Regions from separate parts of the Homo sapiens genome. Here regions 1 and 2 are each linked to region 3. The links are chromatin contacts, found by Hi-C or POLR2A ChIA-PET in ENCODE. All regions are on one chromosome and are shown on one strand. Each heading gives the region's core, a stretch centred on a gene start or an enhancer-like site at or near the end of the contact. The rest is flanking DNA. Distances are from core to core; before and after follow the strand shown.

What was found. Hi-C counts contacts between places; a loop is a spot of excess contacts on that map. ChIA-PET counts read pairs that join two places held with the same protein, here RNA polymerase II (POLR2A). Pooled maps may share reads with other maps.
Region 1: a map with no recorded cell type shows a loop between it and region 3 (2.7-fold over the local background). The contact joins two enhancer-like sites. A Hi-C loop is called at or near these places in 3 of 168 maps with a recorded cell type or tissue (CD4-positive, alpha-beta T cell, HepG2 and head of caudate nucleus), 1 of 37 single-sample maps with no recorded cell type and 3 of 50 pooled maps.
Region 2: a map of K562 shows a loop between it and region 3 (3-fold over the local background). The contact joins two enhancer-like sites. A Hi-C loop is called at or near these places in 1 of 168 maps with a recorded cell type or tissue (K562), 1 of 37 single-sample maps with no recorded cell type and 12 of 50 pooled maps. POLR2A ChIA-PET finds 5 or more read pairs at or near these places in 2 of 52 experiments (activated CD4-positive, alpha-beta T cell and activated T-cell).

Annotation. Positions count from the first base shown.
Region 1 is chr18:35,121,580-35,124,517 of GRCh38, forward strand. All of the region lies in intron 4 of MAPRE2 (microtubule associated protein RP/EB family member 2), which reads left to right. Among named protein-coding and RNA genes, the nearest start is that of MAPRE2, 82 kb to the left of the region's middle. Within about 2 kb of position 1,457, at least 6 of the 41 ENCODE cell types and tissues checked have a DNase peak (open chromatin) inside an H3K27ac peak, as active enhancers do.
Region 2 is chr18:35,157,509-35,160,587 of GRCh38, forward strand. No RefSeq gene overlaps it. Among named protein-coding and RNA genes, the nearest start is that of ZNF397, 82 kb to the right of the region's middle. Within about 2 kb of position 1,528, at least 5 of the 41 ENCODE cell types and tissues checked have a DNase peak (open chromatin) inside an H3K27ac peak, as active enhancers do.
Region 3 is chr18:34,859,411-34,862,747 of GRCh38, forward strand. The region is part of intron 16 of DTNA (dystrobrevin alpha); the gene reads left to right. Among named protein-coding and RNA genes, the nearest start is that of DTNA-AS1, 93 kb to the left of the region's middle. RefSeq lists a silencer at 235-529 and enhancers at 1,132-1,231, 1,242-1,371. Within about 2 kb of position 1,266, at least 6 of the 41 ENCODE cell types and tissues checked have a DNase peak (open chromatin) inside an H3K27ac peak, as active enhancers do.

The DNA of each region.
Region 1 (2,938 bases), core at 207-2,706, 260 kb after region 3:
ACATCCTCAAATGCAGCTTGAAAAAAAATTTGAAATGTTTGAATCAGCTGCAAGAAAAAAAAATCTATATCTGTATTACAGCCAAAGTAGGTGCACTCTCTGTAAAAGCTGTTATGTAAATGTTTTCCACATAAGCATCATTGAGCCAAGAGGCCTGGTAAAGGTACAGAAGTCAAATCACTGATGGAGTGGGGCATTCTGGGAAGCAAGAAGATAGCTATTGAGGACTTCAGTATCTAAAACCAGGATTGGATGCTGTCAGAGACATGTTTGGAGCAGTTTACGAGATTGGAATACAGATGGTAGCTCACATAAAAGTATTCTATCAATGTTAAGTTTATGACATTGATAACTGTGCAGTTTTGTGAGAACATTCTTGTTCTAGTGCCCAGGTAAGGGGGAAAGAGTATCTGGCAGCCCCAGAAATTTTAGAGTGTGGTTGTTAGAAGGCAGCGAGACCTAGAAAGCAAATAAACAAAAACAAGTTCTTAACTCTAAAGAGTTATGCTGTATGTTAGGATATTGTCTTTTATTTATTCTGAAAAAGAAAACATGAAATCATTGAATATAATGAGGACAAAAGGTTTCATTTTTATTTTTATACATTTAGTATTTCTTAATCATGTGACAGCTGTGAGGGGTAAATTACTTCCGTTTCAAATTGCAGCTTGGGATGATTTAATGAGCCCACTTTACATTTATTTGAAAACAAGCTTTTAGTTTAACTGTTAATTATGGGGTTTTTTTGTTGTAGTTGTTGTTTTACCCAAACCTCGGAAGATACTAAGATCTTTCCCATGCCTTTCCTGTTCTTTAATTTCTTCACATTTATTCATTTGAAGGTAAAAATGTAGTTAAGTAGGCCTGATCTCACATATCCTCATGCATCATTTATTTTCCTGTTATCAGTTTTTCTCCGAACAATAGAATTTCAAGATCCCTCTCATTTTAAATATCAAATACTAGTTACCTAAGTGATTGATTATTAAATGTTTAGAATTTTTTTTCCATTTCTTCCTTCACTCAGCCTGCACTGTGTCCCCGTTAGTGAGGCTTAACGGTGGGGCAGAAGCGGTGCTTCCATCCCACATGTGTGTAGGTGGTGGAGCAGCAGAGGTTGCCGAGCCTGATTTTCATCGCCTGCACCTCTCTCATCTCAAAGGGATCCAGGAGGTGCACGTGTGTGTGCCAGTGGGAAAGCCCTGGGGCCCTAGGCCACCACCTGACCTTTGCCTGATTCGTGAGCACAGATGCCATTTTAGGGCCGAGACTCTGCTGAACCACAGCTTGGTGAGTCCAAGCCACACAGGCAGGTTGAAGTTGGGCTCTGTTAACAGAAAGGGATATTTCCTCAGGGGAAGAAAACAAAACAAAACCTGTTTCCCCAAGTGGCTGTGTGTGGCTAGAAGGGGGAGAGCATCAGTAACTGCAGCAGCTGTGCCCTCCCTCCCTGCCGTGAGCCATGCTGAGCGCCTCCAGCGGCCGGGGATTCTCCCTGCGTGTCTCACTGCTCTCCTGGCCAGTGTCCTCTGCTTCTTCATAGTTGCTCTTCCCCGATAACGTGGCTTTGCCCAGGGGTTTGGCTTGCCATGACCCCTTCTACATCTTATCAAACATTTCAGTTTTTTTTTCAAGCTCTGTTTGATAATACCCTGAGAATATAATTAGTGGTAGCCCTTTATTGTAAGCAATCAGCTTCTGTTTCTTCCATGATTTTTTCTTTTTAAATTGACATCAGACTGGATAAGGCCAGATACCAGAACATGAGTGTGTCTGATGATCCTAGCTCAGTTATTGCAACGACTTTTTTGTTGCTGACCTGCCTATGAAAGACTGCCAGGGTGGGTGGGTCGTCACATGCTATCTAGGGAAGCCCCCTCTGCAAGGCTGTGTCCCTCAGGAGGGGCCAGTGAGCATGGCACAGGCTTGGACAGCCCAGCATAGACCACTCAGAGTTAAGCATATACTGACTGAGTTTACTCCACCTCTCCTAATTGTGTAGGTAAGGAGCCTAAGTAATTTACAGAAGGTAATCTTAAGAGGAAACCAAGGAGGAGCTCTCTTTCTGGGAGGCTGATGGTTTTTATTTGGTTTCCTTCTTGTCTTGCTGGTTCTTTGTGTCTGTGACTTTGACATTGGCATCAGCTCCTCAAGCTTCCCCTGGTGTCCTTACCCTGGAGAGATGCCTCTGCTAGGTCTTATATAATGAATTATAAAAACTATTATTGAATTTCTCTGGGTTAGGCACTGTGATTGGTGGTGAGAGCATAAGGTGACTAAAACAGATGAAACACCTATGTCCTAGGGTTTATGTTCATGGGAGAAGTAGACATTAAAGAAATAGCTGTACCACAACAGTGGAAAGTGTTCAGGGCACTGTGGCCTCCCAGACAAAGTGACATCTGAGCTGAGACTGGCAGGGTGGTAGACCTACTTGCTCAGAGGAGGTAGGGGACAGGAAGGAGGCAGAGAGAATACAGCCTGACTTGCATGGTGTATTAGTTCTTACAGTGCCATAAAGAACTGCCCAAGACAGGATAATTTATAAAGAAAAGAGGTTTAATTGACTCACAGTTTCTCAGGGCTAGGGAGGCCTCAGAAAACTTAAAATTATGGCTGAAGGGGAAGCAAACATGTCCCTCTTCACACGGCAGCAGGAAGGAGGAAGTGCCAAGCAAAGAGGGAAAAAGCCCCTTAAAAAACCGTCAGATCTCATGAGAACTCACTCAATATCACAAGAACAACATGGAGGTAACCGCCCCCCATGCTTCAATTACCTGCCACGGGGTCCCTCCCACAACATGTGGGGATTATGGGAACTACAATTCAAGATGAGATTTGGGTGGGGACACAGCCAAACCACGTCACATGGGATGGTCATGGAGTCATAGAACCCTGGCTTGTTCCTGAGAACATTGAAGGTGCCATACCAGAAATT
Region 2 (3,079 bases), core at 278-2,777, 300 kb after region 3:
TCTCATTTGCACTAAGGATTGAGAACCTTAGCAGTGAATACCAGAGCTTGAAAGGATGCACAGGGAACGAAGCCACGAGGAAGGATCACAGCATGCTGATGTTATATATGAGCAGTTGCTCTGAAATAGAAAAAAGGTGAAAGTGGTCAAAAGAAAAGAGAGGCCTGGGCACAGGGACTCCCACCTGTAATCCCAGCACTTTGGGAGGCTGAGGCAGGAGGATTGCTTGAGGCTAGGAGTCTGAGACCAGCAATGTCAACATAGCAAGACCCTGTTTCTACAAAAAATGTAAAAATTAGCTGGGTGTGGTGATGCACACCTGTAGTCCTAGCTACTTGGGAGGCTGAGGCAGGAGGATGGCTTGAGCACAGGAGATTGAGGCTGCAGTGAGCTATGATTGTGCCACTGCACTTCAGCCTGGGAAGCAGAGCAAGACCCTGTCTCTAAAAAAAAAAAGAAGAAAAAGCAAACACTCAGGAAAGAACCAAGGAAGGTTTTAAATACGATTTTCTGGAATCTAGTTGACCAGATTTATAGAGCTCACATTTATGTGTAATTAACATAAGTCAGAGGTAACTTAAATGAGTCGCTTCCTTGCAACCCAACACATTCTCATGAAGTGAGGTTCTCGAAAGGGAATAACTTTCCCAAGTTGATAGAACAGAAGGGACCTTCAAGACAATCCAATACCAAGCCCAGCTGAGCACCTAGATGACAGCTAGCATCACCTGCCAGCCCTGTGCGGGAAGAAGCCAACTTGGACATCCAGCCCCCTTGGGCCTTCAGATGACTCCGAGCATCTGTCCATCTGACAGCAACCACAGGAGAGACCTCAAGCAAGAACTGCCCCGCTATCCCATGGAACCATAAGAGAATAATAAATTGGTTCAAGTCACTAAGTTTAGGGTGGCTTCTTGTGACACAGCAATAGATAACTAGAACAATGTAGTTGACAGTGAAGGATAGATTTCATTTTGTTATTTTATACAGGCATTTTGCAAAAAGAATGTGAATTGAGTCACATTTATGCTGTAACAGCTGTGAAATAATTTGAGCATATCACTTTGGTGAGCTTCATAAAATTAAGTGTAAAATGAGGGAATGAGACTAGGTAATCTTTGACATCCCTTCTGGCACTTAAAAATTCTGATTCCCAATAAACTACACAATGAAAAACAACATGGCCCCCAGGGGATAGTTACCTGAGCTAGGCAGAACTTTCCTACCCTAGAAGCGGAGGATAGGAGGGGTGGGGAGCAGGAGGATAGGAATCAAATGCAAGTATTTTTTATAGGCTGCTTCCCAGCACATAGTAGATGCCCAAAAAAGTTGTTTGAATGAAATGTCCCTTTCCTGGGTGCTTTGATTTAATTTGTTTTTCTCACTCAGTTATTTGATCTGAGGTCACTTCCCATGCAAATGAAATAAGAAAGAGGAATCAGAAACACAGACAGGTCCTAAGTGAATTTTTGACATAAATGAGTTTTTAAATGATCTCCATGTTGTTCCTTCACTCTCCTCTATCGACTTGTACTGAAGTTCCCAGAGTGTTCCAGGCAATGGGCATGTCTAAGTAACCTGTTGCCTCTTGGGTTATCCCACTCAGGGGGCTGAGCAGGTGGAAGCCACAGAGAAGTCACACATTATATACAACACTCATTCTTCATACAACCCCGTCTCTGCAATAAGGAAGTGGCCACATCTGCCTCCACCTCATCTGTGGCACTTTATTTTCCACTTCCTGAAAAGAAACAAAGCATCATATATTTACCATGCACACTGTCATGGCCATTACTCAGTTTGTGATGCAATGGATGGGACAAGTGTCGACTCCTCCAGCCTTTCCAGAGACCCTGTAACTGCAGAGAGGACCATAGGGCCAGGAGAAACAGGGCCAGTGAGAGACTCTGATGTCACTCCTCAGACCAACATCACTCTGCGCTGTTCAACAGCAAACAAGCACATACTATGATGACAAGGGAGGTAACTAGGCTAAAAGAAGCTCATTAAAAATCAACTTTATCTATAAAAATTTCCTCTTCTTCCTGCCCTGCTCTCTCCCCACAACTTCCTTCTCCTGAAAATACCTTCGTTAAACTAAGGACTAGAAAACCTGGGTTATTTCCAAAGGGAAGGTCATGGGAAACGCTTCCTTTGGACAGTTTTCTTCATTGGTTATAATTTAAAAAACAGCTCAGGGGTAATTTAAAACACATATTTTACTGGACATGCTGTTCACTTTCAACACAGAAATCATGCTATATACCTTTCTCCGTATTCCCAACTTCTGAATATCCAAGGAGGAAATCCAGTCATTGCCTCATTCATGAGGATAATGGCTCCCAATTGCCCAGTGAGAACCCATAGCACACTCTGCTTTAGCCACCTCTAATGATAACTAAGGCAGTGACCCACTGATGGTCTATTCTCTGCTCCTTCCGACATGCACTGAGTCATTCTTCTACCAGCACAGTGAGTAAGGACTCGTATTTTAAGTGTGCAAGTTGTTGGGTTATTTACTGAAACTTACTCAGCTTCCTTCTCTGGAACCTAGAGACAATAGCAGTAGTCTTGTTGTATGCCCACAGCCTGGTATACAATAGGTGCTCAATGAATAATAGTGTCATACATGTGCAGGGCACAGTGTCTCATGCCTGTAATCACAGTGCTTTGGGAGGCTGAGGCAGGAGTATTGCTTGAGGCCAGGAGCTGGCCAACTAGCCTGGGCAACGTAGTGAGATCCCATCTCTAAAAATACAATAATAATAATAATAATAATCAACTAGCCAGTCATGGTGGCATGCACCTGTAGTCCTAGCTACTCTGAAGGCTGAGCCAGAGGTTCAAGGCTGCAGTGAGCCTTGATCAAGCCATTGCACTGCAGCCTGAGTGATCTCTTAAAAAAAAAAAAAGTTACATACATGAGCACAGTGTATAATTAACTACCTACATATAATTACTAGTGAGATTATTTAGCTAATTTCTTTTCTTTTCTTTTTTTTTTAATAGAGACAGGGGTCTCACTATTGTTTAGGCTGGTCTTAAACTCCTGGCCTCAAACAATCCTTTCACCTCAGCC
Region 3 (3,337 bases), core at 16-2,515:
ATACCCTATGGAGGTTTCCCATTAGTTATTTGGGTACACCCTGTGTAAATGAGGACTTGGCCCAGGACCACTCTGATTGCTTGCAGGAGGCGACCAATCAGAGGCTGAAGTGAAGTTACAAAGTGACATCCTATGCAAACATTTGATTGGTTGCAGGAGGGGACCAATCAGAAGTACTTTCCATTATTCATCTGCCTCACCATACAAAGGGAGTAGCCTCGGATCCTTTTGTTACTTGGGTGTGGAAAGGCGAGGTTTTCCTTTCCATTCAGTTCTAGGAAGTCAGTACAAATCGTCCTTAGTTTCGCTGCCTCCAGTCCCTATTCTCCTGACTCAATCAGATTCTGCCGCTGCATTTCAGTGCACTTCTCAGAGTCAGAAGCTAGGGAGTAGCAGGCCTTGGAAAAGAAATGTGGTTTCTCCTACTACTCCCACGCTGCAAAATGAGTCTTGCTGTGGGCTCCATTTCAGACTAGCTTCTTACCATGCCTTGAATAAGGCTGGTATTCCAGTGTATTTATGTGGCAAACAACACAAAAATAAATTCAAAGACATTCCCTCGTATAAATATCATACTGTTCTTTCACAAGGCACCTGTAGTTGGGAAGTATTACATTCTTTTCTTTTTGTTTTTGTTTGTTTGTTTGTTTGTTTGAGATGGAGTCTCACTCTGTCACCCAGGCTGGAGTGCAGTGGCACGATCTCGGCTCACTGCAACCTCTGCCCCTCCAGGTTAAAGCAATTCTCTGCCTCAGCCTCCGGAGTAGCTGGGATTACAGGCGCGTGCCACCACGCCCGGCTAATTTTTTGTTTTTTTTTTTTTTTTTTTTTTTTTTTTTGGAGAGACGGGGTTTCACCATCTTGGCCAGGCTAGTCTTGAACTCCTGACCTCGTGATCCACCTGCCTCGGCCTCCCAAAGTGCTGGAATTACAGGCGTGAGCCACCGCGCCCAGCCCATTCTTTTCATCTTTCAGTTTGGGTGCCAACTATGTTCCAGGTATATCTATAACTCTGAGTCATACTTTTTATAGTAAGTACAGATGCCTCTTTGCAGAAACCCTTGTCAGAATTAGTCCTGTTTTCTTCTTCCATACAAAAAGACGAAATGAAGCAAGTTCTTTATGACTATGTTTGGATTTTACCAAGTTCCTGTTGATTGCATGGATGTTTCCGGAGGCTCTATCTTTGCTCTGCTCTTCAGACACTTTAACACCTGAGCACGGCAGAGCTTTGTTTTTCGTTAATGCATACTTTCATTTTTGTCTTAAAACCACAATGAACTTTCTCAACGATCATGTTTCCCTTTCCCTTTTCACTTTCGCCACAAGAAAACTGAAAGCTGAGTCACAGCCAGAAGTGACAATGAATATGAATGATAGGCATTTCTATGTGCTAATCTGACGCTTTGCTGCATACTAACTCTACATACACTGTCCCGTAAAATTACTGTAACAAACCTAGGAGATAGGCAGTATTATTCTACTCGTTTAATGGATAAGGAAACTGAGATTCACAGAAGTCACACAGAAGTTGCAGATATCATACCTTTCACTTAGTGTATATATTTATGTACTTATATATGATTTATAAGGAGAAATTTTTTCTTAGAAAAAAATTTGTATAATTGTGTGTAATTTATGTATATATTTCCTAAGAAAAAAATTATCTTGTATAACCATGATACCATCTTCAATTCGGGAAAGTTAATGTTGATATATGGTATTTAATATAAACCCATATTAAAATTTTGACAATTGTTCTAACACTGTTCTAAAAGAAAGTAGCTTTTAACGGCCGGGCGCGGTGGCTCACACCTGTCATCTCAGCACTTTAGGAGTGCGAGGCGGGCGGATCACGAGGTCAGGAGATCGAGACCATCCTGGCTAACACAGTGAAACCCCGTCTCTACTAAAAATACAAAAATATTAGCCGAGCGTGGTGGCAGGCACCTGTACTCCCAGCTGCTGCAGAGGCTGAGACAGGAGAATGGCGTGAACCCGGGAGGCGGAGCTTGCAGTGAGCCGAGATCACGCCACTGCACTCCAGCCTGGGCGACTGAGCGAGACTCCGTCTCAAAAAAAAAAAAAAAAAAAAAAAAAAAAAGAAAGTAGGTTTTAACACACATATACATTAGAAATAATCTGACAGACTATCAGAATAAAGGCACTTCTTTAGAGATGAATACATGTAGTGCTAGGAAAGGAAAATCACTATTTAGTCTTGTTTTCTCATTCTCCTTGGAAGGTGGAGGTTACACCACAGATTTGTTATTATACCTACATTTGGAAAACGCTGGTGGAAACTTAGAGAAGATTGAATGAAGACACTCTTAAATTAATTTTTAATTGAATTCGATGTCATATTTTTAAGAGATTACTACTGTAAGATAAATGTACAATTAGATTTTTTTAGTGTTGACTAATTCTAAATTAATTTGCCATTACTCTTAATGGCAAAAACCGCAGTTACTTTTGCACCAACCTAATAATACCAGTTAACGTTCTCTGATAGTTTTTAAATGCTTCTCTTAGTGTTTCTCACCTACAGTTTTAGAAGGTTGCTTTAACCCTCTTCCCAAAGTGTTTCTGTGGCCAAAGGGCCAAAATTACAGAACAGTATCAAGAAGAGAACTGGAAAGAAATCAGAAACATTATCTATTCTTGTACCAAAGACTACTGTGGATGTACCTGGAACACCATACACAGACAAGGTCAAAAAAAAAAAAAAAAAAAGAGAAAGAGAAAGAACACCTCCTGAATTTGTCACTGAGGAATATTCTTGAATGGGGCAAGGCTTTTGAAATTAGAATGCTTCAACCCAGGAAGACAAAGACTAAAATAAGATACCATTAAAGCATATAAAATTATGATGTTTCTCATCCTCTGGATTCAGAAAAGAAGCAATTTTAAAGGAAATTGAAAGAAAGATTGCTTCAAGAGTAAGCAGTCCTTACTCTTGTAAGGATTGCTTGTAAGTGGCAATAATAGTTAAAAATATAAATTTAAAAATTTATATTTTATAGTTAAAAAGTTAAAAATATAAATTTATTCAAAAAGAATTGTGAAATATTTATAAATTTTAAATTCATAATTCATTATAGAAGAAGCCTATAAGAAAGTGAATTAGAAATGTCCTCCACTGCTTTAGGAGGCTGAGGCAGGAGGAGCTCTTGTAGCCAGGAGTTCAAGACAAGCCTGGGCAACATAGTGAGAAACCATCTCTTAAAAAAGAAAAAAAGATTAGTCAGGCATGGTGGCACATGCCTGTAGTATCAGCTACTCATGAGGCTGATGGCGGAGGACTGCTTGAACCCAGGAGACTGAGGTTACAATCAGC